Regions from separate parts of the Mus musculus genome. Here region 2 is linked to region 1. A link is a loop called in an ENCODE intact Hi-C map of the cell type or tissue named here. Cell type or tissue: heart. All regions are shown on one strand. Links, peaks and the distances in the headings refer to the core of each region. The heading gives the core; the rest is flanking DNA.

The links. Peaks named below come from ENCODE experiments on the same cell type or tissue, not always from the same donor. Only the 100,000 strongest peaks of a DNase experiment are listed, where the experiment ranks them.
Region 2: a loop joins it to region 1, with 2.7 times the contacts of the local background. A loop is called at or near these places in 1 of 42 quality-filtered maps.

The regions. Positions count from the first base shown.
Region 1 is chr5:77,351,645-77,357,021 of GRCm38, forward strand. It overlaps Igfbp7 (insulin-like growth factor binding protein 7), which reads right to left. Exons shown (of 5, transcript NM_008048.3): 2 at 3,918-4,027; 3 at 269-385. Among named protein-coding and RNA genes, the nearest start is that of Gm34648, 32 kb to the right of the region's middle. In heart, for the core only: a CTCF peak has its summit at 3,040 (motif pointing right); a DNase peak (open chromatin) is centred at 3,037; H3K4me3 peaks cover 718 bases; H3K27ac peaks cover 306 bases; H3K27me3 peaks cover 1,014 bases.
Region 2 is chr5:77,567,684-77,573,060 of GRCm38, forward strand. No RefSeq gene overlaps it. Among named protein-coding and RNA genes, the nearest start is that of 1700017L05Rik, 100 kb to the left of the region's middle. In heart, for the core only: no CTCF peak of the experiment used is centred there; DNase peaks (open chromatin) are centred at 628 and 2,868; H3K27ac peaks cover 244 bases.

The DNA of each region.
Region 1 (5,377 bases), core at 205-5,204:
CATACTTGCTAACCATTAACGATAATTAATTCAGTTCTGTGTAAGAATTCTGCTTTGAACTTAGGCAAGCAGGATTCTCTTAATTCTTTTTTTTTTTTTTTTTTTTAAACAAAGTAACTTCAGTTCTTCCATTAGTTCCTGTAGCTGTATCTGTACGACCACAGCAGGGCTGCTTCGAAGAAATGGGAGGAGAATAATTTCAGGCAGGCGACCTTTGCCAAGCCTGGGTGTTCTGAGAATGAAACGGTTGCCAGCTCTTGCTACTTACCAGCACCCAGCCCGTTACTTCATGCTTTTCTGGACCACCCCGGGTCTGAATGGCCAGATTTTCCCGGTCACCAGGCAAGAGTTCTGTCCGCTGAACTCCAGAGTGATCCCTTTTTACCTGAGAAATCAGAAGGGGAGAGTCTTAGTTCTCGTATAAAAACATCAAGGTTGGAAATGCCCCATTCCCAGAATTGCACAAGGTGTTCACCAGACTTCATAATAAGATTAAATCTAGCAATTTACTCAATCTGTTCCTTTTCTGAATACTGAGCAAGCAGAATGGTTTCTTCCTGCCAATTTTACCTAAGCAACCTGGGTTTTGTTTTATTTTGTTTTGTTCTGAGACAGGGTTTCACTATGTAGCCCTTGGCTGGCCCGGAACTCACTATATAGACCTAGGAGATCAGTCTGCCTCTGTCACTCAAGTGCTGGGATTAATGGTGTGTACCACTCCATCTGGTTTTTAAGCAACATGATTTAAGCTTTTTTTTTTTTTTTTTTTTTTTTTTTCTGGAAAACTTGTGGAGTATGCATGGTCACCCTGCTTCACTCACTGGTGTCCGACGACAGTTTGATCCTTGGTACTGGGCCTTCTTTGCCTGCCTTGCTGTGTTTGACTGGCAAGCTGTCATGCAGTGTAGTTTGATGTTTGGGACCTTGTGGGCACTTCCTGTAACAACCTCATCAAAGAGAAGCAGCAGCTGGAGTCCAGAGCTGAGTCTAGTGCTTGCTCTGGGGGCTAAGGGAGCATGAAACAGTTCCCGCTGTCTATGTGTGATAAACCCTGCCTGTTTCTGTCCGTGCTATGGAGAGAGAGATTCCGAAGGCCGTGTACGAAGGGGAAATTCATCTCCCTCGGTTTACAGCCAATCCTTACTTCGTGTCTCTCCTTCCCTACCTATTTTAAAGGTTAAAGTATGTTAATAAGAACTTTGGAAAAGATGTGAAAAGAACACAGGGAAAAGTCTTTTTCTGTTGTTGTTGAACACATTTAGTTCCTCAGTTTCAGTACATATGTTTTAAGTTATAATAACCAAATTAAAAAAAATGACACGAAACAGTTTTCTTTAATTCTACCAAGGCCTCTTTAAGAGCCAAGCCAGTGTTTACTTCGATTGTCTTTGTCACGAGAAAGTCAGGAGTTTCCTTCTGTAATTAAGCAAATGCTAAGTTCAGGTTTGTCCCACGTCTCCCCCAATTCGGAGAGAAAAACCTGGTACTTAGGGTTTCAAATGGAAGCTATGAAGACGTGTATAAATAAGCATTTTTTTTCCTTGAATTTCCCAAGCAGCTGGTGCAACCGTCTATGTTAATAAAATAGGTAATGTTCTGGGAGGAGTGTTTGACTCAAAGGCTAGAGACTCTGCTAAGTCTCCCACACATCACTAGCACCTGTAATCTCAGAGCAGGGTAGGTGGAGACCCGAGGATCCTCCAGGCTAGCTGGCTAGCTCAAATCAGTGAGCTCTAGGTCAAAAAGTAGGGTGGAGAGCAATAGAAGATCCCCCACACCCTGACAAAAAGGATCTTTTTTTGGGGAGGGGGGGTTCGAGACAGGGTTTCTCTGTGTAGCCCTGGCTGTCCTGGAACTCACTTTGTAGACCTGGCTGGCCTCGAACTCAGAAATCCACCTGCCTCTGCCTCCCAGGTGCTGGGATTAATGAACCACCACTGCCCTGTGACAAAAAGAATCTTCAAAACAAAACAAACAAATAAAAAAGCAAACCCAACCCTGCTATCCACAAATGGCCAGCTGGGGCTGGGGGAGGCTCAAGGGGAGACCAAGAAGTCGTTTAGGTGTCTAGCTATTTTATTTTAATCTTTTTGCAAGATCTCTTTATATATAGTCAGGATGGCTTCAAACTCACCATCCTGTCTCAGCCTGCCCAGAACACGCGGCACCTGATGCCTAGCTCTAGAGTACTTTGGTTGCAGCAGATTCTTCCAAAAATCTTGCTATTGTAAATAAGGAATAAATAAGAAAAAGCGCCAATAACTACCGAATGCTATACATCTCTGGGTGCTGTTTCTTGTTAGCACCATTACTTAATGTTAATCCTCATTAATGTGCATATCTGAGTTTGGGTCTGCCCTCAGAGGCCAGAAGAGGGCTTTGGATGTCCTGGAGTGGGTGGGAGTCAGAGGCAGTTGTGAGCTTTTTCTTTTAGTCCCCTTTCTCCAAGCCCCTAGGTCCCCACCTCTGTCTGGTGTCTGGTGTCTGGTGTTCTAAGGGAAGCCATATAACTTCAAAGCCTCCCGAGGCCGACTCATTTCCCCTGGGACCCATGTGTATTTTGCCGGGGTGCCACAGACCTTATTCTCTGCAAGTTTCGGCAATGAGGCTTATAAACTTAAGTACCTCGAGTCACCCTGGCTTCTCATTTTGTAAATTCCATGGAGACCCCTTGAGAAGCAACAAAGCTTCTTGCCGGTTTTCCTTGAAAACTATCGGCCATGCTCTTCACAAGCCACTAACCGCAAATAAGCATTGGGGAACTTCAGCTGCCAGGGGGAAGGTTTAAATGAACACGTAGCCGACCACGTTATTGACATGCCTGACTCCCCGTCCACATCTCTTTCCGAAGCACAATTTAGAGGCAACATCCCATTATTCCCTTTAACGAAAGTTTCAGCTGCGAGGGATAGCTGTACTAGAACTGGGTCATCGGTCTGCTGTACTAGAACTGGGTCACCTCTGCCCACACCGTGGTCCAGGCGTTTCCTGGTAACCACACTCAAGCCAGGTAGTTTCCTCAGTGGCCGCATTCTTCTGGCCACACGGGGGCGCCAGAGGCTGCCAGGAACCATGATCTAGACTAAGGTTTCTCACTCGGCAGCTGGGAAAGCTTTGCTGCTTCGGAGGTCTGTGAGGATAATTCTGCCCTCTGCGGAGGAAGCTTTCTGAAGGAGAAAGTGAGGCCGAGAGATTGATAACAGAGATCAAGAATTCCAGTCCCGATCACATTTGGGTGCCCGGACGCTGGAACTGCCTTCTCTTTCTTTTTGCCCCTCGGCTATATGAACTGGAATCTGTTAGGATTCTTCTGACAATGGGGCCGAAACCCCCTCCCAGAGCCCCAGAGGTCTCCCCTCTGACCAGACAACAAGCACACAAAATAATTGAGACTATCCTCCATTTCTGAGCTTGCTGAGGAAGCAAACTAGCTAAAGAGGGGTGTCTGGCTTTGCTGTTTTATTAGCACGAGTTTGAAGATTCTTCCTTACTTCATAGCTTCCTGCCACCACAGACTGAGTGATAGCACCATGTCTTCCCTGCTGTGTAAGGGACTATAAGCCTCTGAACCTGGAAGCTAAAGCGAACCACCTTTCTTCCTCCCTTGAAAGTTTCTGTCGGGTAACCTTTGGTCACAGTAACCAAAAGCAACGAAAACAGTGGGTTTAGATATTCACCACGGTTCTTTGAGTTTCCCAAGCTCCCTGCTTGGACACTGCTACCCAAAGCAGAACTGGGCTGATGGAGGTCAGGAAAGATCCGTGCCAGTGTAGAGTGATACCAGCTGCCACAGGCTTCATGGTTGTGGGGCAGCCGGCAGTGGATGCAGACTGAGCTGTGCCATTCCCACCGCCCTGGGCCATGCAAAAAACGATTTCCGGCTTGCACGATGCTTTCCCGAGGCCTGCACTACTGACCTTGTTCCAGATGAGGACAGGGGTTGGGATCCCGATGACCTCACAGCTCAAGAACACCTTGGCACCAGTGACGTTCCAGATGTCCTTGGGGGGCGTCACTATGGAAGGACCTACAAGAGAAGCCAGAAAGCCAAGTCCATCTTTTTAGCTGCCCATCACCAGTCAGGATCTTACAAGGCAAATCCTTGTTTATGAGCCTCTCTCCTCTGTGGATTATCTGACGTGCATCTCAAAGGCCAGACAGACAGGCCTCTTCCTGTCGCCAGCGTGATACTGCAATCTTTCTAAGGAAGGCAAGGGCTGATATAAGCAAACCAGCAAACACAACAACAAATGCAATTAGTAGGAAAAAAGGTCTGTTTATCTAACAAAAATCTAGCAAAATTGCCTTCTTTTCCCCAGCCGAGCTTAAATGAGGTTTATTTCGCCAGCTGTTTTGCATTAGCTGGGATTTCTTTCTTTCTTTTTTTCTTTTTTTCCATTAACGCCAAGAAATTTCAGTTCTGAAATGCTGAATGTTTCACTTCCTTTGTGGACCGGCATCTTCACTTGGAGGTCAGTGCTAACAACCATTCCTTGTATAACAAAAGAAAAAAAAAATCTAAGAAGTTATTTTCAAGTGTGCTGAGAGCACTCAGGCAGGCTTGCTGGGGTAAGATTCAAGTGGGCTGTCCTGGGGATCGGCTGGTGGCACAGAAGGGGCCTGGCTGTCACCGAAGGTGGGGACAGGGTCTTTCTGCTAGTGGAGAAGGCAAATGCTCAAAGCAGTGGCTGCCTTCTGTTGGGACCAAGCCCCCAAAGAAAGGGCAGGAGGGGGCTAGTTTCAGGGTCCTCGGTGGCTGGGTTCCCAGCAGTGAGCATTGGTTAAAGGGACTGTGAGCAGATCTGAGGAAGCCAAGAGAGGCCAGAAGATACCTCCCCATTCTTGGTGTTCTGGAACCCAGTAATTTCCCTTCCTCCTGTGAGTAAAAATGCTATTATTACTCAGATCCACCCGTAGTGGGCATCCCTTTTGCTGTAAGCTTCTTTGGCTCTCTGTTCCTGGAGTTGGTAAACCATGGACTGTGACCCAAATTTGCCTTCCTAGTTATGTCTGTATGGCCTCCAAAGATCAGTCAGTTCAAATGTTTGGGGAAAATTAAGAGAATACTATTATTTTGTGGCATGTGAGAACTAGAAGATATTCTCATTTACTGTCCATAAATGTCAGTGGAACAGCTTCATTCACGCGTTCACAGAGTGTCTCTGTCACCCTGGTGGGACCACGTGGTTTGTATTCCAGACTGTGTGACCTAAATATTGTAGATCTGGGCCTTCACAGAAGGAAATGGCTGATTCCAGCTTTAATCCACAGAAGAAAGAGACTAATGTGTAAGCAAGGACCAGGAGAAAGACTCAGAACTACAAGCCTGCTCAGTTTCTCTTGAGCCCGGATGAGCAAAGTCAGCAGGTGATTTCTG
Region 2 (5,377 bases), core at 77-5,076, 220 kb after region 1:
TTCCTACATCCAAAAGCCTGGCATTTGCGATCACACCTGTTTACTCAACAGCTACTACATGTGGATGAAGGCTTGTCTGCCAAAAGGAAAGAGGGACATACAGTTTCCTGCTGTGGCCAATGTGTGAGCAAAGGGTCTTCGGATTCAGCATGGTCTGCTGCTTACTCCTGAAGGTACAGCTTCCTTCTCCAGGAACACAGGGTTGGATCGAACTTCTGACCCTCTCCGTGTAGACATGGGCACAGGATGAGCTCTTGACCCATCCTGCTAGCTCACTGCCTTCACCCCCTCCTGGACTCCTTCACATTGTCCCTCTAAGTCTTGTTTATTTTATTTTCGTTTGTTTGTTTGCCTATGCAGACTAAATTCTCTTGGAGCCTGCCGTCATTAGCGCCCTTGGAATTAACTTCAAGCCTCCTCTGAGTTGAGAAACCATTTCTCCCTCGCCTCCTCTCACCCCATCACAATATTCCAACCATGTCCAACATTCTTCTAGCAGGTTGCATTTAGAGAGAAAATGTTGATTCAGAAAATAAGGTCAGACTAACAAGCACGCCTTCTGCTCCTGACGAATTTCCCATTGTTCTTTTCTGTGGTATTGTTTTTATGTACCTCTCACTTCCAGCCTGTCTTGGGCTGGGTGCCACATTTCCAGTCTTGGGGAGAAGTATGCTTGAAAGAACACAGAAATAGATTAGAGAATGTTCTGTTTTCTCTGATAGTACAATGCCAGCTGCAGCCTTTGTTTCTGTGTATACTTCAGTTGTCCTTAGAGTCGGAGCACTTGTGTGTTGCTAAGTCTGCCATCCTCTTGTATTGTCAGGTGCCCATTATCGTGTGTGTGTGTGTGTGTGTGTGTGTGTGTGTGTGTGTGTGTGTGTGTGTTGGCAGAACTGAAATAAAAACATGTAAGCAACGTGTGAATGTTGGTTAATACAATAGAAAAGCTTGGAGCCCAGGTGGCATTTCTAGAGGCCCTTTCTTTGTGAAATGAAGGAGCGGTTGTCTAGGGTGGTGATTGTGTTAATGTTTATTGCATTGTTTTGTATGTCAGGTGATGATAAAGGTTGCCTTCAAATACATTTGACAGTATGCAGTACTTCTATAAGAGTGTAAATGTATTTTAACTTTCTGATAACAGAAGAAATCTTAGTTCTTCAACATGGCTCCCCTCAGTCTGGCCACACTTAGGTTCGAGGCTACTTCCAGTTGTACCATTTCTGATTAGCCTTTGCCTGAGTGTACTGCCTGTAATAGCTAGGAAAATGAAGTTCCTTTAACAAACATCCCAACAATATGTTCTCATTCAAACACTACTGAGCTTTCTTATACTCCGACCTGTCCAAGATAGAAGATCCTGGTGGGCAGATTTCTCCTGTTTCTTTTTATCCAGTCTGGGAACCCATGTCTGGACCCAGTTTCACTTCAGTCAGTCCTCTCTGGGAACATACTCGCAGCCATGCCTGGGATCTGTTTCCTAGGTGACTTTCAGTTCCTTTGAGCTGACAACCACCACTCTCATTGTCTAGATTGGACCTAGCCATCTTTATTTCAGCCAATCAGAGAGCAAAGCGCTCATGAGGCTTACATGTAAGGCTGCTAGTCCTGAACTTCTCATATTACTTCAATAGCTTGAATTTTTCTGCTACGTGGCCATACTGACTGAATAATTGCTGCATAATTAAGATCTGGTCACGGTGAGGAGGAGGAGCATGTGGATGTCGAATAGTGTTGGTTGACTCCTCCATGGCTATGGTTTGACCATGGTGCTCCTCTCCAAACCTTCTGGTAAAAGTTGATTCCCAGTGTAACAGTGTGGAAAGGTGATGAGACATTTGGATAAAGGATTCATGTCGCATTGCAAGGATGGAGCTAATTATCAAGGATGTAAGTTCCTGCCCTGACAGGGTTGGATTCATCACCGCGAGGACAGGTTGTCCTAAGGAAAGGATGGGTCTCACCTTGTCCCTCTTCTGCAGGCACTGCTTCCATCTCCATTGTGTTTCGAGGTTGTGATATGACACAATGCCTTCACTGAATACTTCTGCTTCACATCTTGGATCTTCATCCTTCAGACGATGAGCAAAAACAAACCTCTGTTCTTTATGAATCACCCAGACTCCTGTGTTCTGTTACAGCAACAGAAAATAGAGTATACCAGACCCACCCTCTTCTGCAACTGTGTCCTTTGCTTCCCCAGATTCCCCAGGCTACTTGGTCTTCAAGCTTTAGCTCAAAAGCATCCTCCTGGTCCCAGGCTAGTTGCCATGACTTCTCATTTCCTCTGCCTTCCGTTTAGGACTTCTATTATATCCCCTATTTAATTCTGCCTTGGGCTCTTACACATTGGCCTTGTCATCGATAGCCACATTCCTCTAGGAAATCAGTTTGAAGTGGTGGGGGAAAGCAAGAGTGTATCATCACAAGGGCCTGGATTTAAATGAGCCTTGCGGTTTTATAGCCATGAAGCCACACTCATTTTCCTCAATTTAAGAACAGCTATAGTTCAGCCTAATGTACACTGTTACATAAAAGAGTAGTAAGGGTGAACCCAGTTAGCACCTGACCTTTCCTTGTAGAACATAATAGACATTCAACAAATCCCAGTGCTCTTGTGCCTTCTGTCTCTTCTACAGCAATTTCCCCTTCCTTGGTGTTTTAACGAAGCAGAGCTGAGTTTAGCTCTGTTTTCCATCCTTCATAGTATGGCAACAGCGCAGGCCTGAGTCCAGAGCACGAACTGGAATAAACAGCACCGGCAGCAGGAGTCAGGGCAGACGAGGCCACTGGAATTGCAGCAGTGTGTTGGCTGTGCAGGCATTCACTCAGCTCTGGAGGACTCCCTCCTTCTCTAACGAATTGTGTTAGCTCCAGCCAAGCTTGAAGCTGCCTCCAAAGGACCTCTGAGAATTACATTACACCAAGAACCGGCTGCTTCATTTCAGATAAGGCCAGAGGCAGCAGGCAGGGCTCAAACCACTGCTGCCCCCAAGTGACCTACTTAAGCCTCCATTATGGCCTGAAATGTGTCACAACGTAGCAACGCACTCAGTCTAGATTTATCCTGATGCCGACACTTGTTCAGATGCTGCTCCGGGAAGTAATACTTTGGCCTTGACCATTTGTCGGGGTGATGTAAAAACAAAGAGATGTGGAGTTTTCAGGGGGTCATTGTTCCTATATCGTCACCCCCAAGCCCATAGAACATCATTCTTGCACCTGACTGGGAATGGCCCAGGGTGAGGAGTGACAGAGAACAATGGCTAAGAGCAGGAGGGATTTCTAGCTGTGCCACTTAGTTTGAACAGAATTCTTACAACGTTGCCCCTGATTCATCTTTGAGGGATAACGGATAAATAAAAGTGTACATATTTAAGTATTTAAGGTGTGCCATGTGATATATATATATCACCATATATATATATATATATATATATATATATATATATATATATATATATATATATAACCATAATCAAACTATTAACATATCCACCACTTCACAAAGTCATTCTGTGTGTGTCAGAGTAGTCAAGATCTACTCTATCAACAACCTAATATAAAATGAATGATTCCTAACTATAGCCACCATGCTGCTCATGGATCCAGTCTACCTAAAGGTTCGTATTCTTTGAACTTCACTCCTTTCTCCACATCCAGCTTCTGCAATGCCGTCCTGTGACTGGACAGTTTAGGATACCACACATTAAGGCAGGTCAGGCAGCCTTTGTCTGTGTCTGGCTTGTTAATATTGTATCCTCCTGGTTCATTAATGTTGCTGAAAGTGACACACTCCTCTCCTTCACAAAGATGATGAGATGCTCCATGCATACACACATCACATTTCCTTTATCCTTTCCTCCATCAGTGGGCACTGTGATGCTTCTCAGGTGAATAAATAATGCAGTGAGTGTACAAATGCAGGCACCTCTTTGACGTTCGGATTTTCTTTCCTTGGAATTGATACTCACAAGAGAAATTGTGGCACAGTATTGAGGTGACTTTCTTATTATAGTTGTGATTTAAATTCTCTGAGGAGCCTTCTTTTTGATTCTCCATAATGGACCCCCACACTTACAGTCCCACTAAGACCAGCGTGTCCTTCGTGCCACTCTCAGAGACACTTGTCACCTTTCTTGTGGTAATAGCCATTCTAACAGGTGCGGGAAGACATCTTACTGTGGTTTTGGTTTGCATTTATTTGGTTGCTCCTGATGTTGGCTGTTTGCATATCTTCTTTGAAAAAATATCTGTCTGGGCCTTTTGTATTATTACATAAATTCTATTTATAAAATCAGGTTACTATAGGGATGGAATGATGGTTTGTAGTTAAGAGCACTTACTGCTCTTGCAGCGGATTGGGGTTTGTATCTTGGCACCCACATGGTGGCTCACAGCCATCTTCAACTCCAATTCCAAGGGTACTGATGGTCTTCTCATCTCTATAGGCACCACACTGCATGGGTTTGGAACACACTTGTGTTTGCATGCAAATGCTTATACATCCAAAATAAAAAATCAGGTATTATTACAATCTTTTGCTATGGAATTGCCATATATATGTATGGCATTAACTCACTCTCCACCCCTCTATATGCCACTAAATAGGTAATGTTTGAATAATTTTGTTTGAAACCTTATTACATACTGTCTTAGTCAGGGTTTCTATTCCTGCACAAACATCATGACCAAGAAGCAAGTTGGGGAGGAAAGGGTTTATTCAGCTTACACTTCCATACTGCTGTTCATCACCAAAGGAAGTCAGGACTGGAACTCAAGCAGGTCAGGGAGTAGTAATTTAAGTATTAAATTAGTACATTTATTGGGAACTGAGACAAAGAAGAGCTCAATTTGAGGATAAAAACAATCTGTACTATATAGCAGGCTCAGCTTAACAAAAACATTGGAGGAACCAGGCTTGATAAACATGTGGACCTATTTTCAACAACAGAAGGAAATGAATGACACCTAGGATTCTGGAGTGAACATTGCTGACAACCTGGTGGTCCTTTGCTTTCTACTAGGGGCCAGCTTCCACCGGAATCCTCCCAATATCGTGAACATTGCTTAGGCCCTGATCCAGGGCTCTGTCCCTTAGTGAGTAGAACTCACCCCTACGAAAGAAGCCACACCTATTTTCCATCAATAGGATCTATCCTTGTGCTTATTACACATTGTTCCTTCCTAGGCCCTAGCTCTGAGCTCTGCTTATCAGCCAATAGAACTCATTCTTGTTAAGCTATGCCTAAAGCTTTATTGTGGGAACTGACACATGGAAACCTTTTCAAGTTTTACTGCGTTTACATGTGTAAGAAGAATAAACTGTGGGGTCAGTCTCTGGGAGATTTTGACCTGGTGCCTGCAAAGATGGTGTTGA